Regions from separate parts of the Homo sapiens genome. Here region 1 is linked to region 2. Evidence: read pairs that join two places in POLR2A ChIA-PET (ENCODE). Cell type or tissue: MCF 10A. All regions are shown on one strand. Links, peaks and the distances in the headings refer to the core of each region. The heading gives the core; the rest is flanking DNA. Region 1 overlaps KCNH8 (potassium voltage-gated channel subfamily H member 8). Region 2 has its middle 240 kb from the start of MIR4791.

The links. Peaks named below come from ENCODE experiments on the same cell type or tissue, not always from the same donor. Only the 100,000 strongest peaks of a DNase experiment are listed, where the experiment ranks them.
Region 1: POLR2A ChIA-PET joins it to region 2 with 5 read pairs; 2 of 35 experiments call an interaction of 5 or more read pairs at or near these places.

Annotation. Positions count from the first base shown.
Region 1 is chr3:19,454,977-19,460,367 of GRCh38, forward strand. KCNH8 (potassium voltage-gated channel subfamily H member 8) reads left to right here. Exons shown (of 16, transcript NM_144633.3): 11 at 1,792-2,006. All of the region lies in intron 1 of LOC105376982 (a long non-coding RNA gene), which reads right to left. Among named protein-coding and RNA genes, the nearest start is that of MIR4791, 140 kb to the left of the region's middle. In MCF 10A, for the core only: no CTCF peak of the experiment used is centred there; a DNase peak (open chromatin) is centred at 2,695.
Region 2 is chr3:19,547,736-19,553,126 of GRCh38, forward strand. No RefSeq gene overlaps it. Among named protein-coding and RNA genes, the nearest start is that of MIR4791, 240 kb to the left of the region's middle. In MCF 10A, for the core only: no CTCF peak of the experiment used is centred there; no DNase peak of the experiment used is centred there.

The DNA.
Region 1 (5,391 bases), core at 181-5,180, 93 kb before region 2:
CAAATCAATAATACTTTGATAAACTTAGCAAGTACATGACATTATACTTGACCTGTAGATATTTAGCACATGTTCACTCTGCCAATGAAAAAAAGCTAATGTTCTTCTTCCTCACAACAGCTGTCCAACCATAAACTTGTTCTAGCAACTTTCTTGTCCAGTCAAGATGTGCAGACATTTCTTAATCTGATACCTGGAAAGGGTAGGGGCAGGAATTTGTTATGGGGCTAGAATGTGTTTGCCTTGTACACCTTGATTTCATGTCCAGGTAATAGTGTTTCCCCCACCAATTTCTTCATTGTTTTAAAAGAAAATGGCAAAGCCTGAATAAATGTACTCTCCACAGAACATTAGTCTGCCTAATTATAACTAAACGTAAGTTATAGCTCTAACCTGGGTGGTTTGCAGATGCATCCCATCACCTTATGTTTTTCAATGAAAGAGTAACTGATTAGCAAAGATCAATAGTATAATGCTGAAAAATGGAGCCCACAAGGAAATCTTTCTCATCTTTTAGAAATAAGGATACTGAGACCCAAAGTTACTTAAAAACTTAACTAAAGGTCCTAAATCTAGACAGTAAGAAGGCCACAAGACTGTAAAATTAGTGAGGTAGTTTTAGGTAATGAGGTGAATACCAACATGGTATTCACCAGTACCTGCTTGCCAGGACTCAATACAAGGTCCAGCACGCGTGGTCAGTTCTCCATAAATATTCATTGAACGAATAAATGAAGTGGAATTCTTTCTAGGATGCCAAGATTGGCAGGATGTTGGTGCTGTTTTTATAGCTAATGTCATTGTGACTGAAATAGCCATACCATGGCAACCCAAAGTATGAAAAGTATGATGACCCGAAAGTTATTGCAGACACTAGTTGCTTAGCAGAGAATGTGAATGCTTATTGTGCAAGAGACTGCATCATGATAAATTCTCCTCAAATATACAAAATTTAAAAATTTGCTGTATTCAAAACATTTTGGCTATATTTACATCCTGCATCAGTATCCAACTTTGAGTTTTGAGCAGCAAGTTAGATTTCTAATGAAATATACAAGAAACAAAATTTCCAAGTTTAGCAATATTGACAACAATAAATCAGACTTAAATTCTTCCACACCATGTGGCTATGTATTATTCCTAGTGTCTATAAATATAGATTTTAGTCTACTTTTTCTTCTACCAAAATAGGCTAAATTTCAAGGTTTAAGTCCAGTACTAACTTGAAGATAATACCTAGTTGTAATCTAATAATTTTAAAACTCTATTTTTTATTTGACATACATATTTATGAAAAACTCAGATATTCATAGTCAATTTGACATGTTTTCTTTTACTGTCAAATCTGATAAAACAGACTTGTATTGAAGCCTGCTACATACCAGGGACTTTGCTTCCACAAATGCTGGGCACAATAAAAAATAAAAATTTTAAACAATGCTGGGTACAATAAAAAATTTAAAAGTTAAAAAAATTGTTGAATGGGAAGTAGAGGCCATTTGTCATAATAACATTCCAAAGATATAGCTTGCTTGCTGCTTGTTGTTGTTAGTTAAAATTTGTTAGTTGTTGGTTCTTTATGAAATTGAGCATAATGGCCATAAAACAAATAAAAGCTAAAGCCCAGGTATGATGCTATTGTATGCCAAAGTTGAAAAGCCCTGCCCCAAGGTAAACATTCTTCTCTTTTCAGTGTAATCTCACTGAAAAATGAAGCCTGTAAGTCAAATGAGGTTATCAGTCCTAAGCTTGCTTTTTTTTTTTGAAAATGATCTCTCTCTCTCTTTCTAGGGAAAGGGGATTTAATTGGAGCAAATCTATCAATTAAGGACCAAGTGATCAAGACCAATGCAGATGTAAAGGCTTTAACCTACTGTGATCTCCAGTGTATCATCCTCAAAGGACTCTTTGAAGTGCTAGACCTTTACCCAGAATATGCTCACAAATTCGTGGAAGACATTCAGCATGACCTCACATACAACCTCCGAGAAGGTCATGAGAGTGATGTAAGTCCCATTTCTAATTAGTGCTAAGACCTAATAACATTGGGCCTGGAGATCATTTGTAACAGTAAAGGCAGATGTCATGACCTCACCTTAAAAAGTCTCTGAATATCTAAGACGTGAATATTCAGCCACCAGTTAAGCAATTAAATAATTAGCGAGAAGCCAAACCTAGAGTTTGTTATTAACATTCTAGGAAAATATTTTTCATGAATGACTTCTCAACTCAGTTTCTTTCTTGTTTCTTTTCATATGCTTAAAACTACAATCCATTTCAGTTATATATAACATTAGGTAGAGATGTGTGATTTCTCCAGAATTTAAAGATTTCCAGATGAAGTATATGGTTCAGTTTGCTGTGTTTGTAATTGTTCACTACTCCAATTGCTTGACATAGATTTTGCTTAAAAATAATCTTTTATTTAATGGTACACAAAACAGTCTATCTTAAAGTGAGTAAATATGCATAAAAGGATTCAAGCGAAGGATTGTCACACTGAAAGCATAATGAACATTTTATGCAATTATATATTTGCTGCAAGTTTCGTATTAGACAAACAGCTTTCCTGTCAAAATATGTACTATACTGCATCCTGTGATTAAGCTGATCGTGAACATGACTTCATTAGATGTCTCAGAGAGAGACATGATTTAATAGGAATGATTGTTGAAAGGCAAGCCAAGGCATGCATAGCATTGTGTAACAACAAGCCTTTATATGCTGTCTTGAGCTTTGTCCCAGATATTTGTAACTCTTGATTTTTTTCCTATGTACTTAAGAAGCTATGGTTTGGACCAACCCATATTGTGCAGATATTCATGTCAATCATTAGTATTCTCTGCTTTGAAAGGTAGAAAGAAAACTTAAATTGTGTATTATTTTATCTTGGTTGGGGCTATCTAATGACAGTAAGTATGTAGATAATATCCCATTATGAGGTTCAAGATGACCAGTTTTGCATATATGCTTCTCTCCATTGTTGATAGCAAACAGCAGAGTAGGTACCAACATTTACTGGCTATGTTTTATGTGTTAAGCACTCTACCTATGTAAAGCATCTCATTTATTGCTTAAGACAAATCTTTAAGGTAAGTCTTGATCTATTTTTATGGAAGAGAAAACAAATTCAGAATGGTTAAATCACGTGTGTATGTTCACACATACTTGCAGGTGGCTGGGTCAGAGTTTCAACATAGGTATCAGAGTTTAAAACATATATTGTTTCTGTTAAATATGTTGCCTCATCTTGAAATCCTTTTCATGTCTTTTAAAAAAAATCAGTAGATTGAATTTTAAAACTACAGGTGTCTTTTGTGCTCACCATGACAGCATAAAATGACAATTGTTTTGAAAATCAAAGGTGAGTTAGGGGGTGGAAGTAATCAAAGAGAAGAAGAAATTAGCAAAGAGAGAAAAATCGCTAATATTCCTCAGCATAGAAAGTGGGAAATATTGGATCTCAATCTCTATTTTATTTCATTTGACTTATTAAGGATCCTTATCTTTTTAAAAAATTCGTGGCATACAAAATGATGTTTTCAAATATGTATACATTTTGGAATGGCTAAATCACGCTAATTAATGTATGCATTTCCTCACGTTTATCATTTATTTGTGGTGAGAACACTTAAAATCTCCTCCCTTAGCAATTTTCAAGTGTACAATACATCGTTATTAACTAGAGTCACCATGTTGTACAACAGATCTCTTGAACTTATTTCTCCTAGCTTAAACTCTGTATCCTTTAAGCAACGTCTTTCTAATCTCTTCTGGACCTGCAGCCCCAGCTCATGGTAACCATCATTGTACTCTCTGCTTCTTTGAGTTCAAGGTATTTTAGATTCAGTATATAAATGAGATCATGTAGTATTTGTCTTTCTATACGTGGCATATTTCACTAAGCATAATGACCTCCAGTTTCATCCATGTTGTGGCAAATGACAGGATTATCTTCTTTTTTAAGGCTGAATAGTATTTCATTGTGTATGTATACCACATTTTCTTTATTCATTTGTCTGTTGTTGGACACTTAGGTTAATTCTGTATCTTGGCTATTATGAATAATGCTGCAATGAAAATGGGAGTGCATATATCTCTTTAAGATACTGATTTCATTCCTTTGGATATATACCCAGTATTAGGACTTCCAGATCATATGGTACTTCTATTTTTAATTTTTTTAAAGAACTTCCCTACTGTTTTCCATAGTGGCTATAATGATTTACATTTGCACCAACAGTGTGCAGGGGTTCCTTTTTTTTCACATCCTTGCCAAAATTTCTTTGTTGTTGTTTTTTTTAAAATAGCCCTTCTAATAGGTGTGGTTTTAATTTGCATTTTCCTAATGATTAGCAATATTGAGCATATTTTCATATAACTGTTGGCCTTTTGTATGTCTTTTCCTGAGAAAAGTTCATTCTGGTCATCTGTTTTAAAAATCAGGTTATTTAATTTCTTGTTATTGAGTTGTTTATGTATTTATTGTTGTTACTGAGTTGAGTTTATGTATTTTGCATATTAACTCCTTATCAGATGTATGATTTGCAAATATTTTCTCCCATTCTGTAGATTGTCTCTTGATTCTGTTGATTGTTCCTTTTCTGTGCAGAGCTTTTAAATTTGATATAATTCAATTTATCTGTTTTTGCTTTTGTTGCCTGTGCTTTGGAGTCATATCCAAAAACATCATTGTCCAGACCAATGTCATGGAGCTTTCCCCTATGTTTTCTTTTAGAGTTACATAATTTCAGTTCTTACATTTAAGTCTTTATTCATTTTGAATTTGTTTGTATATGGTGTAACATAAAGATCTAATTTTATTCTTCTGCATGTGGAAAAGGAATTTTTATCTTTGATAAAATTTTCATGATTCTTTTTCTATCTTCTAGAACATTAATTATAGTAATTTAAAAATCCCTGTATACCTGAATTATCTCTGGAATTATTTCCATTGTCTGTTATTTTTCTCTTTTTCTGTCTCTCTCTCTCTCTCTCTGTCATTTGTTCTTTTTTGGTCATTTAGTTCTCATTTTAAAAAAGGAAAAGCGGGTGTCAGAATTTTGTTTAAATATAGATGTTGCTTATTAAAGATTGTTCATGTCATTTTCCTCAAAATAAGATTTTCTTTTCACAGGCAAACAGTATCAGCAAACCAACTTAATGCTGACCATAGTTTATTTTAGGCTTTGTTAAGGTGGCATATTTCAATTTTGCCCTCAATCCTGAGGTCTAGCCTTTATTCCTAAAACAGCTTTTCTGGAGTCTCAGCTCAAACCATAGTATGTTTACCAAGGCTCTTCCTATTTAGCAGAGCCTGAGCTCCAGCCTCCATCTCCCCAACACCACGTGACTGCTGAAATCTCTATCCTGTAATTTAGCCTTCTAGGT
Region 2 (5,391 bases), core at 165-5,164:
CATTCCTTCCTTGTTGCCCTCTTCCCTTTCTCTCTTCAATTCATGCCTATACTTGAAATATCAACACAAGGAAGTTGGCTTAAATGTGAGATAAAATATTTCCATCATCTGCTCAAGAGACTTCTGCCAAATATCAAGGTTGTTGACTCACATGGAGTGTAAATATACTCTAAAAACCATATGTCAGGGGACCTTGGCTTACATTATTCACTTGGGTCTGCTCAGAAGTAGGCTACTCAGAGAGGGCTATATCAGACACCACCGTAAAAGCAAAGGTATAGTGTGATTGCTTTTTTATTGCTCTGAATCAAATCAGAAGGGGTGATTCACTTGCTGTGATACATTTATTGAGAAACACACAGCTCAACTTTTCATTTACAGAGAGGATATTTGACAGAATAAAGGGGGCTTCAGATTTTTTTCTAAGTAAGCATCTGCATTAGTTTCAATAGTCATGACTCCTCCCTTCACTACAACAGTTGTAGATAGCTAAGTGCGAAAAGCAGCTTCTGGCATAGCCCCAATGATCCTTACTTCCTGGTGTGCACACTTGTGAAATCCTCTCCCCTTGAGTGTAGGCTGAACCTAATGACTTTCTTCTAACATATAGAATACAGCAAATATAATGTGATATCACTTCCATTATTAGGTAACAAAAGACTGTGACTTCTCTCTTGCTGGTATTTTCTCTCTCAGGTTCTTCTCAGTTACTGTGATAGAAAGTATCACAAGGCAAAGGACTGAGGACAGCCTCTGGCCAACATCCAGTAAGGAACTGAGGCCTTCATCCCAGTAGATGGAAGAGAATTGAATCTTATCAACAACCACTGAGTGAGCCTGGGGCTGATCCTTCTCCAGTTGGCCCTTGAGTTCAACCTTGAAGCCACTGACTATATTTTTTTTTAATTTTTAAAGTTGATACACAAAAGCTATACATATTTGTGGTATACAACATGATGTTTTGAAATATGTACACATTGTAGAATGACTAATTAACATATGTATTATCTCAAATACTTATATTTTATTTGTGGTGAGGATACTTGAAATCTACTCTATTAACAAATTTCAAGATTATAATACATTGTTATTAACTATAGTCACAAACTGTGCAATAAAGTCCCTGCTTATATCTTAATGGCAGCCTGTGAAACCCTGACAGAGGATCTAGTCAAGCTGTGCTCAAATTCCAGACCCGCACAATCTGTAAAATAATAAATATGTGTTGTTTTATACTGCTAAATTTCAGTATAATTTGTTACACAGCAAGTAGATAGCTAATACAATAAGAATGGCGGGGATATGCCCTTAAATTGAGCAGAAACCAAAACATCCCTTCTCAGCATAAAAGTAGCACAAAACAAAAAACAAGAAAAAAGGAAAAAAACGTTATGGGCATAGGATTGCTTGGTGAGCATGACATAGGTAAAAAGGAATACAGCAGCTTAATAGATATGTCATCCAGAGTTGAACAGCTCTTAGTCTAAGAAAAGACTAAAAAGCAATGTTCCCTCTGATGCACAGGACTGGAAAACTTTTCTGATTTTTTTTTGCCCCTTTCAGCCAGACCATCCTATTACAATATAATTGACTAGGTTTCTATTTCCCATAGTTATCTCAGTACCTGCAACCCTTCAACCATGCTGATTGGTTTGCTTGGTTTCCAAGCCTCTTGGCAAATGGTTCCACTGTCCATCTTACACTGATCTCATAGTTTCCATCTCATTTTTACCCCAGTAACTACAGTATTATTAGCTCCACTTTATTCATAAGGAAGTCTGAGAGAGGTCATATTACATACAAGTGGAAGAACCAATAATAGAATCTAGTATCAAAGGATCTTCCCTTGGATCATTCAACTTCTCAATACCATTCCTTCTCAATTCTTTGTAGAAATATAAAATAAATTTCAAGACATACATTGAATTGTGTTCATAGCTCCTGTTTCTACCAATTTCTGCACTAACATCTTGTACTTAATACTAATCTCTTATCTTCTTGGGTTTATGGTCCCTGAACCCTCAGAAATTCCTTCTGATCTTTTACCCTAGCATGTTAAAATCTCAGAATCCAGTACCTGAGAATCTTTCCCAAACATTCTTTCTTGCCTTTTTTTAAAGCTTAGAAAGGCATGAATTTTGAAGTCTAACATACCTGGGTTCCAATTCTGGTTCTATGATTCAGTATGACACTAGCTGTGGGTCTGCCATATACGACTTTTATTATGTGGTATTATGTTTCTTCTATACTCAGTTTTTCAAAGGGTTTTTTTTTTTAATCATGAAGGATGTTGCATTTTATCAAATGCTTTTCAGCCTCCATTGAAATGATCATAGGATTTTGTCCTCCATTCTGTTGATATGATGTATAACATTGAAATATTCACATATTTTGAAACATCTTTGTGTCCCTGGGATAAATCCCATTTGGTCATGATGAATGATCTGTTTAATGTATTGTTTCATGCAGTTTCCTACTATTTTGTTGAGGATTTTTCATGAATATTAATCAAAGATGTTGGCCTGTAGTTTCCTTTTGTGATGTGTTTTTGTCCGGTTTTGGTATCAGGGTAATACTGACCTCATAAAATGTGTTCAGAAGTACTCCCTCCTCTATTTCTCAGAATAGTTTGAGTAGGATTTGTATTAGATATTTTTATTTATTCATTTTTTTGAGATAGGGTCTTACTCTTTCATCCAAGCTGGAGTGCAGTGGTACAATCATGGCTCACTGCAATCTCAAACTCCCTGTCTCAAGCAATCTCCCTACCCCAGCCTCCCCAGTAGCTAGGACAACAGGCATGTACCACCAAGCCTGGCTAATTTTTGTACTTTTTGTAGAGATGGGGTCTTGCCATGTTGCCCAGACTGGTCTCGAACTCCTGGACTCAAGTGATTCTCCTGCTTCAGCTTCCCAAATTTTGGGGATTACAGGTGAGTTATTTAAAGGTTTGGTAGAATTCAGCAGTGGGGCAATTGGGTCCCAGGTATTTATTTACTGGGACACTTTACATGACAATTTTGATCTTGTTACTTGTTATTGGTCTGTTAAGGTTTTGGATCTCTTCATGGTTTAAACTTGGTAGGTTGTGTCTAGGAATTTATTTCCCCTAGATTTTCCAATTTATTGTCATACAGTTGCTCACTTAAGATCCTTTGAATTTCTGTGATATCAGTTGTAATGTCTCTTTATTCATTTTTATCTGAGTCTTCTCCCTTTTTTTCTTCATCTGTCTGGCTAAAGATTTGTCAATTTTGCTTGTCTTTTCAAAAAAACAGTTTTTGGTTTCATTGATCTTTTGCTTATTTTTCTTCATTTCAAATTCATTTATTTACACTCTGATCCTTATTATTTCTTTTTTTCTACTAATTTTGGGTTTAGTTAGCTCTTGCTTTTCTAATTCTTTAAGATGCATCATTAAATTGTTTACTTGCTGTTTTTCCTCTTTTTAAACATAGGCGCTTATAGCTATAAACTTCTGAGTACTGTTTTTGCTGCATCCCATAGGTTTTGGTATGTTGTGTTTCCATTATCATTTGTTTCAAGAAATTTTTCAATTTCCTTCTTATTTTCTTCAATAACCCGCTAATCATTCAGACATAATGTTTAATTTCTAGGTGTTTCTATAGTTTCCAAAATTCCTCGTTATTGATTTCTAGTCTTATTCCATTGTGGTCAGAGAAGATGTTTCATATTATTTCAATTTTTTTGAATGTTTTAAGACTTGTTTTGTGACCTAACATATGGTCTATCCTTGAGAATGATCCTTGTGCTGAGAAAAAATGTGTATTTTGCAGCCACTGGATGAAATGTTCTGTAAATATTGATTAGGTCCATTTGGTCTATAGTACACATTAAGTCTGATGTTTCTTTGTTGATTTTCTATCTGGGAGATGTATCCAATGTGAAAGTGGAATCTTGAAGTCTCCAGCTATTATTGTATTGAGGTCTGTCTCTTTCTTTAGCTTTAATGATATTTCCTTTACATATCTGGGTGCTTCAATGTTGGGTACACATAGATTTACAATCATTATAGCCTCTTGTTAAGCTGACCCCTTTATCATTATAAAATAAATTTCTTTGTCTCTTCTTACAGTTTTTGTCTTACTCCTGCTCTTTTTTTGTTTCCATTGGCCCATGGAATATCTTTTTTAATACCTTTATTTTCAGTCTATGTGTATCTTTATAGGTAAAGTGTGTTTCTTGTAGGCAACAGGTCACTGAGTCTTATTTTTTCATCCATTCAGCTACTCTATGTCTTTTGATTAGTGAATTTATTCCATTTAAATTCAATGTTATTATTGATAAGTAGGGACTTACTCCTGCCTCTTGCCATTTGTTTTCTGGTTGTTTTGCAGTCTTCTCTCTCTTCTTTCCTTTCTTCCTATCTTCCTTTTAGTGAAAGTGGTTTTCTCTGCTGGTATGCTTTAATTTCTTGCTTTTTATTGTGTATCCATTGTATGCTTTTTGATTTGAGGCCTTGAAAATACTATCCTATAACCTATTATTTTAAGTTGATGACACTTAAAACTTATTACATAAACAAACAAATATGCAAAAAGAAAACAAAAACTCTACACTTTCACTTTGTCCCCTTGCTTTTTAACTTTTTGTTGTTTCTCTTCACATCTTATTTTACTCTCTACGTCTTGAAAAGTTTTTGTAGTTATTATTATATGTTTGATTGGTTCATCATTTAGTCATTCTACTGAAGATAAAAGTACTGTATATACCACAATTACAGTGTTATAAAATTTTGTGTTTTTCTGTGTACTTACTATTACGATGGAATTTTGTACCTTCAGATGGTTTCTTCAGGCTCATTAACAAACTTTTTTTTTCTTTTTTTTGAGACAGAGGCTCACTCTTGTTGCCCAAGCTGGAGTACAATGGCACAATCTTGGCTCACCACAACCTCCGCCTCCTGGATTCAAGTGATTCTCCTGCCTCAGCCTCCCAAGTAGCTGGGATTACAAGCATGCACCATCACGCCCGGCTAATTTTGTATTTTTAGTAGAGTCAGGGTTTCTCCATGTTGGTCAGGCTGGTCTTGAACTCCTGACCTCAGGCAATCTACCTGCCTCGGCCCCCCAAAGTGCTAGGATTACAGGCATGAGCCACCGTACCTGGCCAACATCCTTTTCTTTCAAATTGAAGAACTCTGTTTTGCATTTCTTTTAGGATAGGTCTATTGTTAATAAAATCCTTCAGCTTTTGTTTGTCTGGGAATGTCTTTATTTCCCCTTTGTGCTTGAGGAATATTTTCACCAAATACACTGTTCTAGAGTAAAAGGTGTTTTTTTCCCCCTTTGGCTTGTTAAACATCTCATGTACTTTATGTCATTCCATTCTCTTCTGGCCTGTATGATTTCCACTGACAACTCTGCTGCC